Regions from separate parts of the Homo sapiens genome. Here all the other regions are linked to region 5. The links are chromatin loops, found by intact Hi-C in ENCODE. Cell type or tissue: mammary epithelial cell. All regions are shown on one strand. Region 1 has its middle 50 kb from the start of LINC00276. Region 2 has its middle 15 kb from the start of DDX1. Region 3 has its middle 270 kb from the start of LRATD1. Region 4 has its middle 20 kb from the start of LINC00276. Region 5 overlaps LINC00276 (long intergenic non-protein coding RNA 276).

The links. Peaks named below come from ENCODE experiments on the same cell type or tissue, not always from the same donor. Only the 100,000 strongest peaks of a DNase experiment are listed, where the experiment ranks them.
Region 1: a loop joins it to region 5, with 8 times the contacts of the local background. A loop is called at or near these places in 2 of 110 quality-filtered maps.
Region 2: a loop joins it to region 5, with 8 times the contacts of the local background. A loop is called at or near these places in 3 of 110 quality-filtered maps.
Region 3: it touches region 5 in a loop (4-fold over the local background); 2 of 110 quality-filtered maps call a loop at or near these places.
Region 4: it touches region 5 in a loop (6-fold over the local background); 2 of 110 quality-filtered maps call a loop at or near these places.

What each region holds. Positions count from the first base shown.
Region 1 is chr2:14,448,706-14,453,705 of GRCh38, forward strand. No RefSeq gene overlaps it. Among named protein-coding and RNA genes, the nearest start is that of LINC00276, 50 kb to the left of the region's middle. In mammary epithelial cell, a CTCF peak has its summit at 2,797 (motif pointing left); no DNase peak of the experiment used is centred here.
Region 2 is chr2:15,574,391-15,579,390 of GRCh38, forward strand. No RefSeq gene overlaps it. Among named protein-coding and RNA genes, the nearest start is that of DDX1, 15 kb to the right of the region's middle. In mammary epithelial cell, a CTCF peak has its summit at 2,890 (motif pointing left); a DNase peak (open chromatin) is centred at 2,891.
Region 3 is chr2:14,901,212-14,906,211 of GRCh38, forward strand. It overlaps a transcript of NBAS not described here. Among named protein-coding and RNA genes, the nearest start is that of LRATD1, 270 kb to the left of the region's middle. RefSeq lists a silencer at 2,788-2,837. In mammary epithelial cell, a CTCF peak has its summit at 2,776 (motif pointing right); no DNase peak of the experiment used is centred here.
Region 4 is chr2:14,418,613-14,423,612 of GRCh38, forward strand. No RefSeq gene overlaps it. Among named protein-coding and RNA genes, the nearest start is that of LINC00276, 20 kb to the left of the region's middle. In mammary epithelial cell, no CTCF peak of the experiment used is centred here; a DNase peak (open chromatin) is centred at 2,499.
Region 5 is chr2:14,285,422-14,290,421 of GRCh38, forward strand. The region is part of intron 2 of LINC00276 (long intergenic non-protein coding RNA 276); the gene reads right to left. Among named protein-coding and RNA genes, the nearest start is that of LINC00276, 110 kb to the right of the region's middle. In mammary epithelial cell, a CTCF peak has its summit at 2,708; DNase peaks (open chromatin) are centred at 580 and 2,810; H3K27ac peaks cover 550 bases.

The DNA of each region.
Region 1 (5,000 bases), 160 kb after region 5:
TATGCAGCCTAGGAGCACTAGGCTATACCATGCAGCCTAGGTGTGTAGTAGACTATACTATCTAGGTTTGTGTAAGTATACTCTATGATGTTTGCACAATGATAAAATTGCCTAATAATGTGATTCTTAGAGTGTACCCCTGTTATCAAGTGATGCATGACTGTACTTAATAAATACAACTGGTAGGATAGGTTGTGTTCTGAATTTTCTTTGGTATAGGGGCCAAAATAAAAAAAAAAAAAACAATCACTAAGGCACTATGGAGAAAGCTTGGGAACCTATTATTTATGTGTGCTTTCTATTTAATCACACAGAATATTAAACAGGTATGTACCCAAGGGTTGAGATAGTTAATGAAAGTAATATGTTTTGCCATTTCATCAAAGATCCTCTTAAGCAAAATTGTCTCCTTTTTTCCCCCTGAGTATTTGGTGTTGAAAAACTACAATAACTACTAGAATAGTTTGGCGCCATTGCCTTGATTCATGCTTTTAACTAAATTGTTTTTCCTTTACCAGTAAATGTCAACAAGTGAAAAAGGCAAATAATTATTCAGTGTTGTTATGAAAATAGTTTTGACCTTACAGAACTATTGAAAAAGGGACTCCTAGGGATCTGTTTACCATATTTTGAAAACCATTAAGTTAAAGGAATGATTAAATATAATCACTGTGATGATGCTTCACATAATGCAAATTGCTGGACAAATTCTACTTATTAATTCCTTGCCTCTCTTTTATCTTATTGCATGAGTCTCTGCCTTAGAAACCAGTGGCCAAATTCTCGGTTTGTGAAGCTGTTCTTTGTTCGTAGTTCTTCTCAGAAGAAACTGTCTCTTCTTGAACTCTAGTCCCAGGCTTCTTGCAAGCTACTGACAGTGGTTCTGGTTTTTTTTTTTTTTTTTTTTTTTCATTTTGTCACTCTCAGACTCCTGTCAACTTAATCCACTCAATGAAGCAGTAATATTGGTTTCAAATAACAGAATATGATATTGGATAATACAGGCACAAAAGAAACTTATTGAAAAGAAACGAGGTAGTTTACAAAACTGACTATAAGGCTGGCATGCCAGGCACAGGTATAAACCAAGGTAGGAAAAGAAGAGCCAAGATCAAGCCCAAGATAACTGCATTTGAAATGTCACTGCTGCTTCTAAACACTCACCCTCTCATCACTGAATTCTCGACTCCACCACAGCTGCCACACACAGATAACCTCTGACAGACTTTACACCTCTGTGTAATTCTCTCAAGATTCAATTCTCTGAGTGGGAACAAGTGATTGACTGTAGTTTAGCCATGGACCCATTCTCCAGCTGTCAGGAGACAGGGAGAATAAGTAGCTTTCCCTTTTCAACTTCTGACTCCTATCTATATAGATCTTTAACCAAAATAGACAGCAGGATGTTTGGTGCTGAGCCGTTAAATTGACAAATGTCAATACTATTCACTCTTTTAATGAACAGTATTTAAACACACACTTCTCACTTACAATTTTTAAGAATGCTTAACCTATCAAAAAAAATTCCCTAAGGAGATATATTTTTTAAAAAAATCAGTAATTCCATCTGGCTACAAGTTCAACATACCTGGTGACATCTGTTTCTCCTATCGGTATTTCTTTGTGATTATGCCATAATATTCTGAATCTACCACCCTCTATCCCTTATCAAATAGTTTGGGGGAATTTGAGGACAAAAAAGATACTAATTAAGTTACATACTTATTTAATTAAGCCATAAAGAAAGAAAACATATGTCGATTCAATAGTACGTAGCTGTGCAACTGATGACTTTATTGTAGTTGATATTTATGATTTTTCTTTGCATATATGTACTTCTTATATTTTTCAAGTCCAGCAAGTACTTTTAAGTTCATTAAAGGCAATCTGCAGGTAAGTGTCTCAAACTTTTATTCCTGATAGACCTGAGAATGGGAGGTTCTGATTATATAGGACTGAAGTGGTTTACCATTACCTTTTAACAGCAGTAGTACAAGGAGATGTTCCATGTTTCAGGGGAATTCTCTGTATGTCGTTCATAATCTTTATTACTCCCATTAGGTAGCAACGACTGTGTTTTCCCTGGAGAGGTAGACTCAATCACACTAGCCAACACTATAATCCCTGTTTTGGCTTGTTTTCTTAGTGATAAGAGGAGCCTGACTTGATCAAGTGAAAATCTAGGAGTCTAGTTCAATGGAACTGTTATTGTGTCCCCTGATAAATGCATTCTTCCTTTGGCATTAAAATCTGTAAACCAGTAGAGCCAAGAGTAACAGGGATGGAAAGCAAAAAGTATGCAAGTGATTAATTAGATGGAATTATGACAGGTACCATTTTCAATTCCATCTCTTATTTACCTATTCTGTAATTTATAGCTGTGGGAGAATTAGCACCACATATTGACTGCTGGTTTAGAACATATACTGTATCCAGAAGGACAGAAGTTGTTTTTCTAGCTAGCACCGTAACTGATCTTTGATGGCTCATTCCACTGTAGGATAGATAGGCTAGCTTCTTCAAGATGAAGGGTTACATTTACGCATTCATTCAATGTCTTTTTTTTAAACTATACAGTAAATTCACTTAAAAATAAATACTGTATAATTTACTGTCTTACTCCTTTTGGACTGCTGTAACAAAATATCAGCCTGGCTAATTTATAAACCATAGAAGTTGTGTTTTTCACAAAATTTGTTTTCTAGAGGCTTAAAGTCAAGGGGCAAGGGATGGGCAAATATGGTGTCTGTTGAGAGTTGCTTTTTGCTTCTAGTGTGGAGACCTTCTGCTCTGCCCTCAAGTGGTGGAAGGGCAAAATAAATTAACTCTGTGTCATTACACGATAGAAGAGAAGGACAGGCCAGGAAGCTCTCTGAAGACTCTTTATAAGGTCTTATTCATGACCTTATAAAGATTATTAAGTCATGCTCTTACGACTTAATTACCTCCTCAAGGCCCTACCCTTTAAAACTATCACATTGGTGATTAAATTTCAACCTATGAATTTGAGCGGACACAGTCATACCACAGCATTCTGCCCTGGCCCCCAAAATTTATGTTCTTCTCACATGCAAAATGCATTGTCCAGAGTCTCATCTAAATCAGATTCACATGAGACTCAAGGTACAACTCACCTTGATGAAAATTGTTCTCTAGCTGTGAACCTGTAAAATCAAACAAAGTATGTACTTCCAAAATGCAATTTTGAGATAGGCATAAGATAGACACTGCTATTCCAAAAGAGAGAAATAGAAAATTTAAAAAAGGCTAATACGTCCCAAGTAACTCCACAACTCAACAAGGCAAGTAAATAAATAAATAAAGATTGAGGCTTGAGAATAATCTTTGACTCCATGCCCTGCCTTTTGGACACAATGGGACAAGTGTTGGGCTTTGCTGGGCACAGCCTATGCAGCAGGTCTTGGGTTGGAGTTGGGTGCCTGTGGCTCTCCAAGGATGGCATTGTATGCTGGTGGCTCTACAGGTCTGGGACCTTGGGGATAGCCCTGCCCCCATGGCTCCACTAAATATTGCCCTAGTGAGGGTTTGTGGAGGTGGCCCCTCCCATAGCTCTGCTGGGCATTGCCCTAGTGAAGAGTTCACAGTGTCCCTGCTACCCTGGATTTACCCCAATACGGGCTTTCTGTAGTGGCTCCATCCCATGGACCTGCTGGGCATTGCCCTAGTGGGGGTTTTCTGCAGAAGCCCCACTCCTGTGGCAGTTCTTCACTGAGACCCAAAGCTCTCTGAGGTAGCCTTTAAAAGCTAGATGGAAGTAGCCATTTCTCCAGAGTTTTTGTACTTTGTATACTTGCAGAGTTGGCATCATGCAGATGCCACCATGGTTTATCGCTTGTGACTTCTGGAGAGACAGCCTGAGCTACATCTGGACCCTCTGTAGCCACAGCTGGGGATGCCAAGGATCACATGCACTGGAATGCAGAAATATAAGACTTGAGGTGGTTCTGGGCAGCAAGTCCCAAGTTCTGGTGGACTCCCTGAACCCCTTCTTTAAAATATTTCTGCCTTCAAGGCCCTGGAACTCTGAATCTGTGATTAAAGTGACAGCATTTCGAAGATTTCTGAAATGCTTTGGGGGTCTTTCTTCCACTGTTATGATGAATGTCAGCTGGCCTGTTTACATTCATAGTAATCTTCTTATCCAACTTTCACTTTGCCACATCCTTGGTATTGTCTCCCAAGCATGTTTTTTTGTTTTCTTACATGGTTAGGCTGAAAGTTTTTCAAATATTTAAGTACTACTTATATTTTGATTATGAATTTAATTTATTATTTTTTTTTTATTTTGAGACAGAGTCTCACCCTGTCACCCAGGCTGGAGTGCAATGGCATGATCTCGGCTCACTGCAACTTCCACCTCCCAGGTTCAAGCAATTCTCCTGCCTCAGTCTCCTAAGTAGCTGGGATTACAGGCACACGCCACCATGCCCGGCTAATTTTTTGTAACTTTAGTGGAGACAGGGTTTCACTATTTGAGCAGGCTGGTCTCAAACTCCTGACCTCGTGATCTACCCGCCTCAGACTCCTGAAGTGCGGGGATTACAGGCATGAGCCACTGCGCCCAGCCTGAATTTTATCTATAATTCATTTCTGTCTTCCTATGTTTTACTCCAAACAACCAAGAGAAGCCGTACAGCTCCTCAACCCCTTGCTTAGAGATTTCTTCCACCAAATATCCTAGTTTATCACTTGCAAGTTCTCCTTTCCACAAAGCACTGGGAAATTGGCACAATTCAACCAAGTTCTTAAGTAATCTTTAAGAAGACTAAGGCTTTCCCTACAACCCTCTTCTTCTTCTGAACCCTCAAACGAATCTTTTTTAACTCTCTGTTCATGGAAATGTAGGCTTTTTCTATCATTCACTTCTAAATTCTTTCTGACTTTACCCATTACCCAATTCCAAAGCTGCTTCCACAATTTTATGTATTTGTTACAGCAGAATGCTACTCCTGGTACCAATTTCTGCCTTAGTTTTACTT
Region 2 (5,000 bases), 1.3 Mb after region 5:
TAATCTCCTTTGGCAACACCCTCACAGACACACCCAGGATTAATATTTTGCATCCTTCAATCCAATCAAGTTGACACTCAGTATCAACCATCACTGGGAGATAGTCACTTTTGGTGGGTAAACACGTGGAGCTTATGTCTCCTCCCCTTGAATCTGGACTGGGCCCGTGAGTGAAAGCTTTTACTTTTTAGCCCAGGCTTTAAGAAGGCCTGGCAGCTTCAGTTTCCTCCGTTTTGGATTCCTGAGCTACTGTGAAGGAAGGAAGGCCAGGCCCCTGTGTGGGGCCTTGGAGGAGGAGGTAGCACGGGGTACTCCCCACATCCCCCCAGCAGCAGCCCCAGCCTCCTTAAAGCCCTCACAGAGGGCAGTCCAGGAAGCTGCCCTGAAAACATGTCATCCTCCTCCTAAAAATGTGTTTCCCTTTGGATGTTAGTACCATTGTTCATGCCTCACCATTAACATGCTTGAACGTATAGCAAATGTGCTTTGCCCAGATCACTTTTTTGGTGGAAACTTTTCAGCAGCACATTTATAATTTATTAAACTAGTGTTCCTCAAACTTTACTGTAGATAAGAATCATGGAATAAAAATAAATTCCCAAGCCCCCTCTTCCCCAGTGGAGTGAACAGATCTCCCTCGGCCAAGGAGACCCCAGAAAATCTTTAAAAACTTTCCTGGCCAGGCACAGTGGCTCATACCTGTAACCCCAGCACTTTGGGAGGCCGAGGCAGGTGGATCACCTGAGGTCAGGAGTTCGAGACCAGCCTGGCCAACATGGCGAAACCCCATCTCTACTAAATATACAAAAATTAGCTGGGCGTGGTGGCAGGTGCCTGTAATCCCAGCTACTAGGGAGGCTGAGGCAGGGAGAACTGCTTGAACCCAGGAGGTGGAGGTTGTGGTGAGCTGAGAGCACGACACTGCACTCCAGCCTGGGTGACAGAGCGAGACTCCATCTCAAAAACAAAACAAAACAAAACTGTTTCCTGGCCGAGACAAGATGGGAGGTTGGTCATGCCTCAGTGTGTCCCCTTCCTCACTAACCACTACTTAAGAGTTAAACAGAAACCAGCCCTGGAAAGCAAAGAACAGAAAACTTCTCCACTGACATCAACTTCAACCAGTTGCTTGGTGTCTCAGCCAGACTCTCCTCCCTTTTCAAGATTTTGACATGACAGCTGACCAAAGCACCCCTTCCATTGAAGGAATGACCGTCCACCATGGAAGGGTTCTGGCCAGTTTACACAGACTGTGCACAAAGCAGCTTCATGTCCTACATTTCCTTTTGACATATGGAGTCTAATATTACTGCATTTTAATGATACATCTCCACTGCAAAGTCAACATGGGATGTATGTAACATATATGTTTGCTTATCACACTCATGTGTGATCCCCCTTTCATTAATATTCCTAACTCCTATAACCTGTCAAATATGTATGTTCAGCCAACCCATTTAGCATAAAACTCCTGTCTACCCTTCCTCCCTCAAAGTTCCAGCTTTTTTTTTTTTTTTTTTGAGACAGGGTCTCACTGTGTCACCCAGGCTGGAGCGCAGTGGCACCATCATGGCTCAATGCAGCCTCGACCTCCTGAGCTCAAGTGGTTCTCCTGAGTAGCTGGAACTACAGGCACACACCACCACACCCAGCTAATTTTTGTTTTTGTTTTGTTTTGTTTTGTTTTTTTGGTGGAGACAGGGTCTCACCATGTTGCCCATGCTGAGCAAATTCGTGGGCTCAAGCAATCCACGTGCCTTGGCCTCCCAAAGTGCTGAGAGTACAGGCATGAGCCACCGTACCCAGCCTAAAGTGCAGGCTTTGATCTCAGCCAGAGGCTCCACTTCCCAGCCTGAAGGTTGCAAGCAATCATAAGAAATAAAGTTTTCCATTCCAAATGTATAGAGCTTAAGACTTTAAGTGGACATAATTAATTTAAGCCAGTTCCAAGGGCCTGACTGCCCTTGCACACTGACTGAAAGGGAAGTCCCTGTCTCTCTAGGGCTGAATTTTGGACTGGGAGACACAAACTGAGATGTCCCTGTGGACACCGCTGTCACTGTAGTCTTCCAGTTCTTTTGTGCTAGTACCCACAGCTAAGGGAGAAAGTTTCTCTCTTTCTCCTGATTGAAACCATTCCCTTCACCCATCGTAATTCCTTCTTTCTTCTCTGAAGCTGGGCTTAATCTTGGGCATCCTTGTGCAGATTCCCTCTTTACTAGCGATGTCCCCTCAGCCTGTGAACACACTCAAGTTTCTCTCATGACTAAAAAAACTGGCCAGGCATGATGCCTCATGCCTGTAATCCCAGCACTTTTGAAGTCCAAGGCAGGTGGATTGTTGAGCCCAGGAGTTCAAGGCCAGCCTAGGCAACATGGCAAAGCCCCGTCTCTACAGAAAAATACAAAAACATTAGCTGGGTGTGGTGGCACGTACCTGTGATTCCAGCTACATGTGAGGCTGAGGTAGGAGGCTCACTTGTACCCAGGAGGTAAAGACTGCAGTCATCTAAGATTGTGCCACTGTACTCCAGCCTGGGCAACGGAGCAAGACTGTCTCAAAAATAAAAAATAAAAAAATGAAGCCATCCCTTGACCCCCACATCCATCCTGCATTTCCATCTAGTTTATTTTCACCTCATCCAAACTTCTTACAACAGGAGTCTATGCTCACTAGTAGTCTCTTCTCATTTAGCCCTTAACCTACTATAACCTGGGTTCTAATTACTCCACTAACGTGTCCAACATATAATGCTAATCATCCCATAAATTTCCAGAATGTCTATACTCTTGGTTTCTGTAATAACAGACTCTTCGAATTGTCCTTATAGTTCTGACTTTACTTGCATCCTCTAGGGCCTTCTCCCTGTTCTCTGCACCACACTGCCCCCTAGTGCTTGGGTTCTCTACACCTTGTTACTACAACAGTGCTGCTCAGACCAGTGGCTTTGGCATCACGAGGAGCTTGTTAGGGATGTATCTCAGGCCCGTCCCAGACCTGCTGAGTCCATATCTGCATTTTAACAGAATCCCCAGGTGATGTTCATGCACAGCAAAGGGTGAGAAGCAGCTCCACGACTCAGTCCTCACTCCCTGCTCTTCTCTTTTCTGGGTGAGCTCATCAATTCCCAGGGTCACTACCTATTTGTTGAGGTTTCTCAAATCTCTATCTCAACCCAAAGTACTTCCTCCAGGTTTCAGTCTCACATAGCAGACTACTTGCTGGCCATGATATTCACACAGAACTCAACAGACCCGTGCCTACCAACCAGCTGCCCCTCCTGTAATCTATTTTTCCCAGCTGATGCTAATATCACTCACCCAGTTATCCATACTGAAACCTGCGCATTGCACTAACGCCTTTCTTCCTCTCATTACTCTCCCTTCACTCTCCCCCTCTACCCCCATTAAATTCAACAAGTCATCAAATCCTGGCATGTTAATGGTATTTCTCTTACCTGTCCTCTCCTGCCTGACACAATTTCTTTGTCCTCATTCAAGTTTCAATTACATCTTATATATACTGCTGCAATAACAGCCTTGTAATTGTGCCTACACAGATATGTTCTTCACACAATCACCAGGAAGAGTTTTATAAAATGGAAATACGATCATCTCACTGTCTTGCTTAATATCTGTCCCACCCACCACAGTGGTTCTCAAATCATGGTCCCTGGACCAGGAGTATTAGCATGGTACTCACAAGTTGCCTGGGAACCTGTGAGAACTGCAAATGATGGGTCTAGCCCCAGATCTCTGAATCAGAAAGTCTAAGGAGGAGGTTCCTACATCCTGTTTTAACAAGCTCCAGGTGATTCTGGTGCACACTGAAGGCTGAGGCCCGCTGACCTCCCAGAGTAAACCTTGATCAGCAAACATTTCCCCCGATACAGCTCAGGTCCAAACTCTTTAGCATTATTTCTGTCTACTTTTCAATTTTGAACTTGACATGTGAGGAATGGAGGAATATTTTTTATTTCTATGTATGGTAACCAATCTTCAAAATGACACCCCTGCCCCATTCCCCAGCCTCCTAGTGTCCATGCACTTATGCAGTGCCTTCCACATTGAACAGGGCTGGCCTGTGTAACCAGCAGGATAGTGTGGAAATGATGGTGTGAGACTTCAGAGGTTACAGCAACCTCTCTCTTGAATCAGTTGCTGGGGGTAGACACCTGCCATGAGTGACGACACTCAAGAACCCCATGGAGAGGTCCAGGTGCTGAAAAACTGAGGTCTTCTGTCAGCCAGCACTAACTCACCAGGTGCATGAGGGAGCCTGCTCACAAGTGGATCCTTCAGCCCTGGTTGACATCTTGACTGCAGCCTCATGAGAGATTCTAAGCCAAAACCATCGTAATAAGTCATTCCTGGATTTCTGACCCACAGAAACAATGTAAGATAATCAATATTTTTGTTTTAAGCCACTAAGTTCTGGTGTGGTTGTAATGCAGCATTGGATGATTAATACATCAGGGTACACCATCCTGTTTCTTGCCACTGTGTAAGTCTCCATGCTGTCCCCTCTACCTGAAAAGCTTCCCCTCCTTTCTTCCCCCATAAGCCCCTCTTCATCTAATTAAATTCAATCCACCTTTTAATATTCATCTGAGATATTATCTTCTCCAAAATCCCTTCTCTGACCCTTCCAGACTGGCTTAGCTGTCTACTCTGAGTTCCCATGATACTCTGACTATATCTCTACCATTGCATTTCTGCCTTGTGTAAATTATGTGTTTACATTTATCTCGGTTGAAAAACTTAGATTATCTTGAAAGCAAAGAAGTGTGTCTTATTCATATTTGTCTTACTCATATCCCCAGCACTATCATAGGCTTTGGCACATAGGAGGCACTTCATCAGTTTTGTTAGGTGAATAGCAAATGAAGGATCTTTGTGAAGCTCTTAGAGATGATTCATGGAAAGAACATAGTGCCTTGTTCACTCTCAGGCCTCAGTATGTTTCCATTTCTTCCCAGGGCAGAAGTAGCTTCCAAATCA
Region 3 (5,000 bases), 620 kb after region 5:
TGGATTAGTTAGTAGGTGCTCAATAAAAGTATATTCCATAATCAAATGGAATTGCAGCTCCATTCCAACCAGACTGGGTAAAAATAGAAACTGTCATTATAGCTTTAGCAGAGAGAGTTCAAAAAATTATAAGTTTAAAGGAGTTTAGTAATAAAAAAGAATCAGAATAAAGGAGAAAATTTGATTATTCTTCAGCTAAAGGCCAAACCAGAAAGACTCAGGTAATTTTAAAAAAAAAAATCGGAAGGGTAATTTTTTAAGTGGTAAAAGAGCTAAAGAGGATTTTATAAACACTTTAAGGGATAAAAAGATAAACCACAGAGAAAAATGGATCTTCTAATAAATGACGAGGAAAAGAGAATTAACAATAAATGAGAACAGCTGAAATACTGAACTCATCCTTTGCAAGAAAAATGAGGGGAAATAACTTAGATTCTTAGGAAGTAATAAAAATCTTGCAAAATACTTAATAGGGATAGAAATCTAGTAAGGAAATATTCATTAAACTTAATTCATCATTTTTAAATACACAGCCCACAGCCCTCACAAGTTTCATCTCTACCAGGAATCAGACTAGAGTTAGCTCTCTCCTTCAGTGATGGCTCCTGAAAACATTGACCTTGAAAAAAGACTAAATGTGCTGTGGAAGGACAGTTCCACAAGCAGGAATGGACCCTGGACAATGCCCAAGAAAGCACATGCTGGGAACAGCAGTGACATGCTTGGAAACACCCATGGGATCTGGCTGTCCTCTCGCGATAACAGCCTCCCACCAGAAAATGCACCACTGAGCTTTTATGAGTCACTCAAGCTGTCTTGTGACTACCTCCCAAGCTTCCTGAATTTTCTTCTTTCTTCTGTAAAATGGGAGTGCTTAGTTCGTATAGCAATCATCCCTTTTTCCCTTCCAACTCTCACATTTTCTCTTTCATTTTTTTGAGACAGGGTCTCACTCCGTCACCCAGGCTAGAGTGCAGTGGCATGATCTCAGCTCACTTCAAACTCTGCCTCCCGGGTTCAAGTGATTCTTGTGCGTCAGCCTCCCAAGTAGCTGGGATTACAGGCATGCGCCACCATACTCAGCTAATTTTTGCATTTTTAGTAGAGATGGGGTTTCACCGTGTTGGCCAGGCTGTTCTCCAACTCCTGGCCTCAAGTGATCCACCCTCCTTGGCCTCCCAAAGTGCTTGGATTACAGATTTGCACCACTGCACCTGGCCTAATCCTCACATTTTTATGTCTAATATTTCCTGTAAGAGGAAGTAAGGAGAGAAGGAGAGAGAAAAACAGAGAGATACACACAGAGAGAAGCTCTGTATATGTAGACCCATGTGTAGAATATCTGTGCAAACATTGGAAAATGGCCAGGGAGATGGTCTGAAGCATTGCTTCCTGTCTTAAATGTCAGCCTGGGAATTTTGCTCATTGGCAATGAGACCTATTCCCTGATCAAAATTATAATCATCAACACAAGACTGAAACTTGAGCTTCTGGGAGGTTGGGAAAAGGGGAGGAGTATCGAAAAATGGTAATAAGTTTATAAGGAGGTAATTCAGACTGGAATTGGTAGGTAATTAATCAAATACACAGAATCTCAAAGCCAGAAAGTCTGAGAAGAAGGGGTTCCAACAAAATCCACACAAATAGTTATTATTAGAGCACATTGGCCATTCTGAGGAAAATAAACAAGGTGAGAATGTTCTGTCAGGGAACCAAAGAATAGGCAGTCACATGGGTAAGCCCATGATAAAAGCTAGGCTAAAAGAAGAGAGACAGCAAAGGCACAGTTTGAACCAATGGCAAAGACCCATCCCAGTGAAAGGCAATTTGTGGCAAGAAGCTTTGATGAATGAAAAAAAAAAATGAAAAAATAAGAGAACAAACCAAGACCTTCTACATACAGTGTCTTGGCCTCTCCAGGGTGTCCTAGCGTGTAAGGGCCAACCACAATATTTTGCAACCCATTTTCTAGTGGTGGCCAAGCCTTTTAATGATAATACAAGCAATTCCATCTGCAGAAGATGGTTAAATTCAGTCAGTATTAGCATCTTCTGAATGTCACAGGATCTCTACATGCTACATCCAGACTTTTTTAAATTTGTGAAATAAGCTTTGCAAAAAAAAAAAAAAGAAAGAAACATGTTGAAAATAAAAACCAGAAATTGGTAAAGCCAAATGAAAAATACATATAAAGTATTTTCCAAGAGTGTTGATAACAGCCTTGTGTGTTCAGAAGACACCCCCAGGTGACAAAGTGGACCTGGCCCAGCACTTCAGGAAAAGCTGCTCCCATGTGACTCCCACCACTTTGAAGGAGTACCTGTCATTGGCCTTTCACTGAAATGCATGAAAAGAAAACAATAGGGGGTGGAGGAGAATCTTAAAGCCACATTGGCAGTATCACTATCCCCAGAACCAGCTTCTCACTAGAACTGAAACGAGACACTTTGAGGAAAACTTTCACGTTAGTACAAAAACCACACAACTGTTTTCACAGGAGCAGAATAATGATCAAAATCATGGTTTCAAAGGAATCGGGGAGCAAAAGTCAACACTGGAGCTCAACATTGCCTTTTTACAGCTGAGAAAATCGAAGTTCAGGGGAGAAGCATGCCTGTCCCCCCCATCCCCCTGTCACACCTGATGGGATGTTAGACACAGCAGGGCCTGAGGGTGGGGGGAGGCGTGCCCAGCAAGGCAGAGGGCAATGGAAAGAGGAGACCCAGGAGAAGTGCCGGTTACCACCTGCAGGGGGCGGCATCGAGCGCCCTCCATAGGCTACCCCATTAGGTTGGGCGAGGCGCTCCCTTCTGGACACTCAGAGAAACGGGGGCATTTCTCATTTTGTGTTTTCACATTTTATAATTATCTGTATTTTTCTTTTCCATCTAGACCACCAGCTCTAAGAGGGCAAGGGATGTGTATTAGTCAGAGTTCTACAGAGAAACAGAACTAATAGGATAAATGTACATATGAAAGGGAGTTTATTAGGGAGAACTGGCTCACACGATCACGAGGTGAAGTCCTACCATACGCCATCTGCAAGCTGGGGAAGAAGGAAGCCAGTAATGGCTCAGTCTGAGTCCAGAAACCTCAAAAACAGGAAAGTCGACAGTGCAGCCTTCAGTCTGTGACCCAAGGCCCGAGAGCCCCTGGCAAACCACTGATATAAGTCCAAGAGTCCAAAGGCGGAAGAACCTGGATTGTGATGTCCAAGGGCAGGAAGCATCCAGCACGGGAGAAAGATGGAGGCTGGAAGACTCAGCAAGTCGGCTTATCCCACCTTCTTCCAGTATGACAGGCTGATAGGCTGTGTCACAGTCAGCTGTAACTCAGTATGATAGGCTGTGTCACAGTCAGCTGTGACTCAGTATGATAGGCTGTGTCACAGTCAGCTGTGACTCAGTATGATAGGCTGTGTCACAGTCAGCTGTGACTCAGTATGATAGGCTGTGTCACAGTCAGCTGTATACACTGAACTGAACACCTGCTATTCTGGCAGGCACTGTGCGCAATTTGTGTCTACGTATTTCATCTAATCCTAAAAGTAACTCTAGGCCGGGCGCGGTGGCTCAAGCCTGTAATCCCAGCACTTTGGGAGGCCGAGGCAGGCGGATCACAAGGTCAGGAGATCGAGACCATCCTGGCTAACACGGTGAAACGCTGTCTCTACTAAAAATACAAAAAATTAGCCAGGCGCAGTGGCGGGCGCCTGTAGTCCCAGCTAATTGGGAGGCTGAGGCAGGAGAATGGTGTGAACCCGGGAAGCGGAGCTTGCAGTGAGCCGGTCGCACCACCGCACTCCAGCCTGGGCGACAGAGTGAGACTCCGTCTCAAAAAAAAAGAAGTAACTCTGAACAGTAGGTGTTTATGCTCTGTTCCAGGCGCACTGGCAGCAGATTGGATGGTGCCCACCCACATTGAAGGTGGGTATTCCTCTCCAGTTCACAGACTCAAATGTCCATCTCCTCTGGCAACATCTTCACAGACACACCCAGAAATACTTTACCAGCCATCTAGACATCTTTCAATCCAATCAAGTTGACATCTAATATTAACCATCACTGTGCGCAACCTATTAAATGGAGTAACTCTAGTGAGTGCTCAGTAAATGTTTGTTGAATAAACAAATGGATGAACGAACTAACTGAAGACTCCAAAAGTAAATTGTTGAAGAACCCAGACATGGAACCATAAAACCAGAGCAGAGAACCACATGCTGCTCAGTGCCTCCTGTGCCCAGCTGTCCCGCTCGGTGGCTGCGGGAGACTTGGGCCAACAACCCAACTCTCTCTGGTGCCCCTGCCTTGCTCTCTGTGGACTCCTCAGGGAATAAGTAACCAAATAGCCTGGCCAACAGAGAAATAAACAAGATCTGTCAAATGCCGATGACCTATTTATCTGCCTCCTTCATGTGTTTTGAACTGAATGCCATGTGAGAAAAGTGACCTGGTTGAAGTGTTTGTAATCTGGGAAGATCAAAATAAGATTCATCCTAATGAAAGCATTGCAGGCCACACGTGACCCATGTGTGTTCAGGGAGGTAAGGATAGAGGGTGGTTGCTGAATGGGTGGGTTGCCTCTTCTTTACAATGCCTTCATTATGTAAATCCCATCGAGGCTCAAAGGCAACTTCCCCAAGGAGGCTTGTACAATGCCCCATTCAAAAACACCTTCTATCTCTAAACTCTCAGCGCACTTTCTTTGTCTCAATGTGATAGGCTGTGTCACAGTCAGCTGCATACACTGATGAGTACGCTTGTCTGTACAATATTATCAAATCGGGAGCTTCCCAAGGGCAAGGAATATTCCTAACACATCACTTTATTCCCACTCCGTAATTCAATTTCTGGAACACAGTAGGCACTCCAGCAGTGGTAAGCAGCAGCAGCAGCAGCAGCAGTAGTAGTAGTATTAGTAGTAGTAGTAGTAGCAACAGTACTAATAGTAGCAGCGGCAGCAGCAGCCACCGCCACAGCAGTACCTACCCTTAATTGAAC
Region 4 (5,000 bases), 130 kb after region 5:
GAACATAATAGTTGACAGGTAGTTTTTCAACCCTTGCCTCCTTCCCTCCCCACTTTTGGAAAAGATCTTTGGATCCTTGAAGAAAGAGGTAGCTGAGGCTAGTTTAAAGCAACACTTGGGTGAAAGAATCAAGCCAGACACCCAGGAGAATTAGAACGTTAGTTTGGGCAGGTGTTTTAGAGTTTGGAATCACCTGCTAAGAAGTTTGGGCATGATTCTAAAGGCAGTGTGGTATCTATAAGTCTATCTATTCATCCATCTCACTGGTTCTATCTCTCTGAAGAACCCTAATACAAGGGGTTAAGAGCTAAGCGGGTGTGTCCTCTCCGCTGGAGACAGGCTTCAGTCTGATTCCACCTGGAAGCTCCAGGGTACAAGTTGCAATGTGAATTCCACCTACCTGGAGGTGTTTGTGTTTGGCTGAGAGCAATTGTCAAAGAAGGGTCAGCAACGAATTGCTGTCAGTATCTGGGAGACAGGTCAGCAACTGGTAAAGATATCAGGATGAGCACCAAGAGCTTCCACTACAGTAGTGGCTTTCAAAGTGCATTACACTGGGGGCCAGACACGGTGGCTCACGCATGTAATCCCAGCACTTTGGGAGGCCGAGGCACCTGAGGTCAGGAGTTCAAGATCAGCCTGGTCAACGTGGAGAAACCCCGTCTCTACTAAAACAAAAAACAAAAAACAAAAAAACCTAGCTGGGCATGGTAGTGCGTACCTCTAATCCCAGCTACTTGGGAGACTGAGGCAAAAGGATCGCTTGAACCCAGGAGGCAGAGGTTGCAGTGGGCTGAGATCATGCCACTGCACTCCAGCCTGCATGACAGAGTAAGTCTCTATCTCAAAAAAAAAAAAAAAGTGCATTACACTGGGAATGTCTTAGAAATGCAATCCTTTGGGCTTCACCCAGGCATACTAAATCTGAAATTCTAGGAGATTAAGAGGAAAAAAAAGCTGAGGCTTAGACAGCTTTATTACTGCCAGAGGCCACCTAGCTAGTTAGTACTCAAAATTAAATTTAAGTTTATCTGCACTCTAATCCTATGCTTTTTCCTCCATGCAAGTGTTTCTCAAAATGTAGTCACTTGACCAAATGCAACTACATGACTTACAGCATTTCTAGGGCTTGGGCACCAAGAATCTGAACTTGTAGCAACTTCCCCAAGTCTTTGTGTTATGCCCAATCTAATTTTTGAGGACCACTCATCAGTTCCATGTGCTTCCCTAACTCTGAAAACCAAAGTTGGAGCCTGCAGAAATATGCTTCATTCCAGCCCAATGTCAGGAGTAGACAACACAGGAAAGACAGGAAGGGGCAGTGCTTGCTCTGAAGACCCAGCCATAGGGCTTTAGGAGTTGTTGAAGCCAAATGTATTGAATAGCTATTATGGGTTGACTCGCGTGTCCAAAAATCTATGTTAAAGTTCTAATGCCCAGTACCTCAGAATATGACTTTCTGTGGGTTTTTATAAGTGTTAAGTAGTTAAGATAAGGCCATAGATGAGGTCATACTGGAGTAAGGTGGCCCTTAATTCAATATGGCTGGTGTCTATATTAGAAGAGGGAAGACAAAATGAAGACAGATACACAAGGAGAGCCCCATATGATGACAGAGGCAGAGATTGGAGAGCAAGTCAAGGACATCAAGGCTTGGCAGCCACCACGGGGAGCTAGGAAGAGAGGTGAGGAAGAATTCCACCCGGAGCATCAGAGGCAGCACAACCCTGTGGACATCTTATTTCAGATGTCACAGCTCTAGAACCATAGGATACTAAAATTCTATTGTTTTAAGTCACCTAACTTGTGATACTGGGTGTATAAAAACCCCAGGAAACATACAAGAGCTGATGAGTTAATGATGGAGAAATTTAATGCTCCTTTCCTTCTTGTCTGGAGCTTAAGCCGTTCTTATTTCTCCATAAGGAAAGCTTGGGTTTGAAGTCTCTGGGACTGAATATATGCTATCAAACCTTAACAGTGTTTATCTTCACAGAACACTGATGAAAGCTCTTGGGCTTCCCCTCCTCCATTTCCATCATATGAATATAAATCTTTGCTAGGGATTGTCTGTCTCTCCCGTTGCCTTTACCGTGAGGAGAAGCTCTTAGGCACACCCTTGCTGCAGTCCTTCTGCAAGGTTGCTACATACCACATACCCAATTCCATCATAACTAGCAATTTCTAGAACAGGGTTATCAGTTTTCTGAGAGGAAATTTTAAAAATTTAAAACACACACACACACACACACATACACACACATGCACATGACATTTTAAAAACCTTGCCTCTGTGGTCAGTATAAACGGACAAATATCAAGGCCGGACGCCCTTTGATGTGGAAATGTCTGTGATGCCTGACAGGACCCAACATTTGTAAATCAGGAATTGAAGCTAATACTGACTGCAGGAGATAAGGCAGAGCCAAACTTCCACTTCCATCACCTCAGAATAAGTGTCAGTCCTTCTAAAGGCGCATTTTGAGTGCGAATCACAGGATGAGTCAGACCAAGTGTTCTTATTTAGATAGTAGTGAAATCAGGCCTTAGAGAATTGTTAGTCAGCAAAACTAAATTTTAGTAAGGCCATGCTCTGGGAAAGGAAATGAAGAGATCTGAAACCAAATTTAGACCTTCCAGAGACCAAAAACAGCAAGGTATAGAAAAGAAAGATCCAAGCCTTGCTTCTCCTGCCTAATGTGAACAGGAGAGAGGCTGGAGCAGGTGGCAGGAAGAGGAAGACTCACTCACTTTGCAAAATTCTGTGAGCTCCTTACAACCACACAAACAGCATCAAAACACTTTCTTACTGGATTTAGAATGGCTGAAATCCAGAACATTGACACTACCAGCCCTAGAAAGAATGCAGGGCAACGAAAACTCTCATTCATTGCTGGTAGGAATGCAAAATAGTACATCCACTTTGGAAAACAGTTTGGCTGTTTCTTACAAAGCTAAACATACTCTTACCATAAAATCTAGCAATCATGCTCTTTGATATTTACCCAGAGGAGTTAAAAACTTATGTCTACACAAATGTTTATAGCAGCTTTATTCATACGTGTCAAAATTTGAACAACCAAGACATCCTTCAGTAGTTTGATGAATAAATAAACTGTGGTACATCCAGATAGTGGAATATTATGCAATGCTAAAGGGAAATGAGCTATCATGTCAAGAAAATACATGGAGGAAACTTAAATTCATGCTACTAAGTTAGCCAAGTCAATCTGAAAAGATCACTATTGTACATTTCCAGGTATATGACATCTAGAAAAGGCAAAATTATGGAGATGGCAAAAAAAATTCTACGTTTGCCAGAGATTAGGGAAAGGAATGAATTGGCAGAACACAGAGGATTTTTAGAGCAGTGAAACTAATTTTTATGATACGATAATGGTTAATATATGTCACTGTACATTTGTTCAAACTCAGAATATATAAAACAAAGAGTGAACCCTAATGTAAAATGTGGACTTTGAGTGATTAAGACATGTCCATGTAGGTTCACCAGTTATAACAAACGTACCACCCTTGTCCAGACATTGATAATGGAGGAAGTTATATCTGGGTGGGGGAAGATGATATGCAGAAAATCTGTACGTTCTGCTCAATTTTGCTGTGAATCTAAGACTGTTCCAAAAAATGAAGACTATTTTAAAAACACATACACACACTGTCTTATGGTATCTTCCCTCAGTTATTAGGCTTCTTCCACTGCCAAATAATCTTCTTTTTCACCTTAGCCACAGCCTCACCTTCAGTATGCCTTCTGTCTCATCCACATGGTAGTCATTCCCTTACTCCATGGTCTCAGAAGTTTAGTTCATCATGGCTGGCTACTGTCTAGGTCCATAAATGTAGATGTAGCTCTCCAACAGAGACCCTGGACGGTAGGGGTTTGAACTTCTCCTGTAACTAATTCTGTAGGATGATGGATTAAAAACACGCTTTGGATGAAGAAAGATGCCTCAGGACATCCTATCTTAGTCACCCACCAGATGTGAGACAAAAGAAAGTTATGGTAAAAAAATGTCAGTTCTGCGACTTCTGTAACTTTCAACAGTTATTTCTGCCCTCTAGCATAATCCTAGTAATGAGTAATATACATTAAATCGCCAGTGAACAGGGGCATTGACTGCATTTTTAAAAATTATTTAACTTAAATACCCTCTAGTCTTAAGATAGATTTCTTTGAATCTGGCCTCATTTTATTTGCTGCCTTCCTTTGCTTTAAAATTCCGACCTAACTCACTAAGCAAACAACAGAGGCTCAAAATGTTCAAGAACCTCCAAAATTAGGTACGTTCATTGTGGAAGGATACATCATATCATCATTCTTTCAAGTAATTATGAAATTCTATATTTTACTTGATTGACTATGTCTGAAAAAAGATAGGAAATATAAAAGAACTAGAACTCTGTTTAGTTGCATCCTCACTATCTTCCAAGCACTGTGCCAGGCTGTGAGAATAAAGTCTTGAAAATGATACTGTATTTGCCCTTGATGTGCCAGTATTAGTAGAAGGAAAATGACTGTTATGACAATTACTAGGCTGGAAGTGAGAAAGGAAAATAAAGAGGTAGACAAGTGCCTGAATATAAAGAAAGAAACTAACTTTGCAAAGATTATGGCAGAGAAATCTAACACAGCTGACTCCATCTTGCTTATAACCTTACAAGTTAATAGCCCTTGCTCATTTCTGGGCACAGGCCAAGCTAACTACCAGAGGAATTTAGTTTACACTTTAAAGGAAGGACGATAATAGCTCCTTCCTGAAACTAACTCTCCTTGTTTGGGGAATGAAACTGCCTTTGTAAAAACTGATGAAAGGTCACAAGTTTAAAATTATGATAGGGGCTTGAATTCTGCTAAGCTATAAACATAGTTAAGTGATAGCCAGCCATTGTTCCCTATCTTGATTACTGCTAGGAGTTTTGTAGCTGGAGGTCACAAGATTTGTAACTTCCCCAATTGTTCCTATAGATAACAGCCATAT
Region 5 (5,000 bases):
AGGTCCACATTAGGCATCATATGACTTAACAGTAAAACCTCAAATCCTCAAATCCTTTCTGAGATAGATATCATTAATTCCATATTTTTTAATTAAAAATAACTGAGGTTCTAAAGGTTGGAATTGACCTACATGACACAGCTCGCAAGAGACTAAGGCAAGATTTGGAGGATGTTCTGACTCCTTCTACTATGCACCAAGAGCTCACTGACTTTACTAGACACGTTTTTATGTGTTTGTAAGAATTACAAGCTGAGTTAAAGGCTTGTCAATACACATTTACTTTAATATATTATTCTCAGTCAGTTGACCAACATTTTTGGAGGATACTAACATTCATTCCAAATTTAGTATGTGCCTGGTTCTGTGATAGATAATGTTACCTCTTGGATACCATTTTATCTTTATGCCAGCCCTGTTTAAATAATACTGTCTTATTTCATTCTTAGGAAAGAAATCAAGCTCAGTGAATTTAAATATGACTACATACACCTGAAGCTGAAATTTGAAAATATGTAATTGAATGGATCTAGCTTCTGAAGCTAGATGACTCATGGCTAATGAGTAGGGAATCACCTGCATTGTTGGCCATTGAAACTCTTATATAAAGAAAGTACTTGTTTTTCAAGGATTGTATTTACATTCTCTATTTGAGAAAGTACTGACCTTTGATAATGAAAGACTGCAATTGTTATATTCTATTAAGGAACTTTAGTCAACAGTCTGGCTTACAACGGACTGGTAATATTTTATGAAGGAAATGTACCTGATTGCTCTTCTTTCTGTACTGAAAGTGGCACAGGACTTATAGTCAAAAACCCAGGACTGGCTGAAAGCAGTGGCTCATGCCTGTAATCCCAGCACTTTGTGAGGCTGAGGTGGGCAGATCACCTGAGGTCAGGAGTTAGAGACCAGCCTGGCCAACATATAAGGAAACCCCTTATCTACTAAAATAATACAAAAATTCACTGGGCATGGTGGTGCACACCTGTAGTCCCAACTATTCAGGAGGCTGAGGCAGGAGAATCGCTTGAACCAGGGAGGTGGAGTTTGCAGTGAGCCGAGATCGTGCCACTGCACTCCAGCCTGGGCGACAGAGCAATACTCCATTTCAAAAACAAAACAAAACAAAACAACAACAACAACAACAAAAACAGGACTGAGCTTTTATTTAGCTTACTGTTAATTATTACTAGCATTAATTAACCTCTTCAGGGTACTATTCACAACGTTACATGCTTTTATACTTTTTGTCATTTAATCTTCAAATTCAGGTTCCTTTGTATTGTGTCTTTCCATCCCCATTTTCCAAATACAGAACTGAAGAAGAGACGTGTTAGTAGCTTGTCTTAGGTAAGTTACCCATTGACAGGCCAAAAAATTTATTTCAAGCCTGTCCTTGGAGACCCCATTGCTGCATCTCAAAATATTCACGGTTACCTTGAGCAAGCCACTTAACTACTCCAACCTTTTGTTTCTCAACTTATAAATTGGTAATAATAATATCTGATCTGAAGCTAGAATGAAATGAGGTCATTCAAGAAAGAATGAAATCATGAAGGAAACAGTTAATATTATTATCAGATACAGAAGTTGTTAACAACAAATCTTGTCATCTCATCTTGTATGAGAGAGAGAAGGCAACAAGATGTGCCTCCGAAAACTTGAGAGTATCCTTCAGATTCTCCTACAAGAAAACTGCTGATGATGGAAGAACTCCACCTTCCATGAATCTGCTGCTGATTTAGGCATTAACGATGTGACTCAGGCCTATGAAAGAGGAGCAAGAAGCACTAAGACAGAGAGGCATGGAAATTCTCCCCTGGGCCCAGCACAATTGTATGGGATTTCCATGTGGATTTTAAGTCTCCTTTTATCTTCCATGACACATAAAGCATCTCCTGGACCTATCTCCTCTAAGACATGTAACCTGACCCACTAGATCACTATTTACCAAATTCCTAAAATCTGTGGTTAATTTGAAAAGAAAGTTATCTCGTGGTGGCACAATGGGACACAATGCTAAAAAGTCTACATATAGCATTTATATATAGCTCAAAGCCAGAAATTGAGCTATATTGTATCAGCACAATTAAGTGGTTATTATAACTTTTTTTAATAAAAGAAAGGCAGGGAATATCACAGAAGTGTGTCTAGAAGACAGGAAGGGGTGTTGTGGGACTTCCCAGTGTTGGTAATCGTCATGGTTCAAAAAATCCCCCAAAACTCATGTTAAAATTGTATTGCTAGCTGGGTGCAGTGGCTCACACCTGCAATCTCAGCACTATGGGAGGCCAAGGCAGGTGGATCACCTGAGGTCAGGAGTTTGAGACCAGCCTGGCCAACAGGGTGAAACTCCATCTCTACTAAAAATACTAAAAATACAAAAATTGCAACGCATGGTGGTGGGCACCTAGAGCCCCAGCTACTCGGGAGGCTGAGGCAGGAGAATCACTCGAGCCTGGGAGGCAGAGGTTGCAGTGAGCCAAGATCGCACCACTGCACTCCAGCCTGGGCAACAAGAGCAAAACTCCGTCTCAAAAGAAAAAAAAAACTTGTATTGCCATTGTTATAATATTAAAAGGTGGAACCTTTAAGAAGTGATTAGGCCATAAGGACTCAACTTACTTTTCCTTGAAGAAATCTAAAAAGGTATTTATCCAATATTCACTGCTGCTTCTCTGCTTTCACCACCCCCAGGCACTAGGGAGAGCTCTGCATCTTCTTCTAAGGTCTCAGTAAGATCACCAAACAGGTTCCCTCTGTGTGTGCACAGTGAAATCCAGTGCCTTTGCCTGGACATGCACAACTGACAAAGAATAGCCCAGTCATGCCTCAGACGGTCCTGTCTCCAGGGAGCGAATGAAGGCAAACCTGTCTAGCACTCCAGAAGACTTGCAAAACCCTGGGATCCTCCTGTAGCAGCGTCTAGAGGACTTGCCACTGGGGGCTGAAGGCTTCATTGGTCTTTTGCACCTCCCAGTTATCACTCTCCCATGGGAATCCTTCAGGTCCTGCTGCGGCAGGTGGGGTTTTGAGAAAGACGTTCATCTGGAGATTAGCCAGTACCCCAAGCATGTGCATACAGGTCAGGTGCTGTCTTCCAGCAATGGGTGGCTGGGAGACCAGATTATGTCAGCCTTCAGTGCCACATGCTGGGCCAGGTCCCGTGAAGCTCATCAGAACCATGTTTATCCACGCGATGTGGGGAAAAGGAAACTCAGTCTCACTTTCACAGCTTCTCCCACAGGTTTTGACAACACAGGAAATGGGAACATACGACATAACCGAAGTTACTTTTTGACTCAAAATATCAAGGGTTGGTGGGGTAATCCTGATGAAATGTCTTCTTTCAGGCCCCATATCCTTCCTGGTCTTCAAAGTGCCAGTCATTTTTCAGTGATTCTTGTCCTCTGCCATCCTTTCCCTGCCCCACTGTCCCCAGAATCACAGGAAACTCAGCACAGCAAATTCCACTTGTATCCTCTTTTTTCATTCATCCTCAGCTCAAATTTCACCCCTATTATCTATACACAATCTGGACACAATCTTTGCTTCTAGTCTCACCACATATGAAATACAGCAATGCTTTCATCCCTGCAGAAATCTTGCCATCTCCTTCTCATACTTCCATGTCATTGCCCACCCAGGCATGGCTCTCAGCTTGGAGTTCTATTCACCCTTATCTCCATGTTACAAATCTGGACCATCCTTCACACACATGTCAAATGCCAGCTTCTCTAAGATGACCTCTCAGATCCCCCAGATAAAAGTGGTCTTTCCTCCTTCTGCCCTCCAAGACTATAGTGTCTGTCTCCCTCATGCCACTTCCTTCTAGAAGAATGTGTTATAGTTAGTAGTTTAATTATTTTTATCTTCTATATTATAATATGCATTTCTGTTGGATAGGGAGCAAATGTGAACTTTGTGAAATGTTACATTGAACAGGTTGTTAGAAATCATCCTCTTATGTCCTGTCCACTAATAGATGAGAAGGCTGAGCTCTAAAGAGAGTATAGAGAGAGAACAAAAGCACAAGTGCTCCCTTCCCATTACTCATCAGTCTTCCTCTCCAGATCTCTGCATAGAAGACAAAGCATTGAACACATCATTTTGAACTTGTACGAGAACCCCGAGTGATTAACAAATTTCTATATGGGGTTTAGAATAAATGTCCTCTGTTCTGTACATATCACCCATTCCCCCATCAACACATATAGCACAAACACAAACAAGGCCAATTTCATTGCACCATCTAGGGTAATATTTTTGAATTTTAAATATCATTAAATCATCAATTGAGCACCTAGTTGTGCTAGTCACAGTATCTGTTGACTTTGGTTTATTAACCCATTCCCTCTTCCTGACAATTCAGCAATTAGAAGAATTATTTCTGTTTTATAGCTGAATAATCTGAAGTTTAGAAATACTAAACAAATAAGCAAAAATCAACTTACACATTCCATGAAACCCATCAATGTTTCAACTACTCCATTCATGAAAGCCGGTTTATTTTTACAGAATTAGGTGTATAAGAGATGCTAAATAATCGCAGCAAGGAAAATTTCAATATTTGTTGAAAAAGTAAATCAGATCAGCCTTCTCTGTGGTCTACATGCACAACAACATCTGGATAAAGTTAACAACCATTTTCCCCTCAAGTCTTGGAAGGGGGACATGCAAATCTGCGAGAGGATCACTCTGACAAGCTAGAGAGTATGGTATCCTATCTATAAATGCAAATGTGACTCTTCTGGAGATGCTGAATCAGATCAGCAGTTAATGAAATGAAGGACATTTGGAAATGCAGAAATGATGAGCATTACTTTGCTCAGAATATCATCATTAAGATCAATTTTTGGTTATTTATGCCTCTCTATTTCCTTCTTGGACTTCTCTGGAGTAATTCTCATTAACTATGTAATTGGTTGCTACGTCTCTTCTTAAGGTAGACAAGCAGACTGCTTCCTGGAAAGGCCATGATCCACTCATTCTTTCTA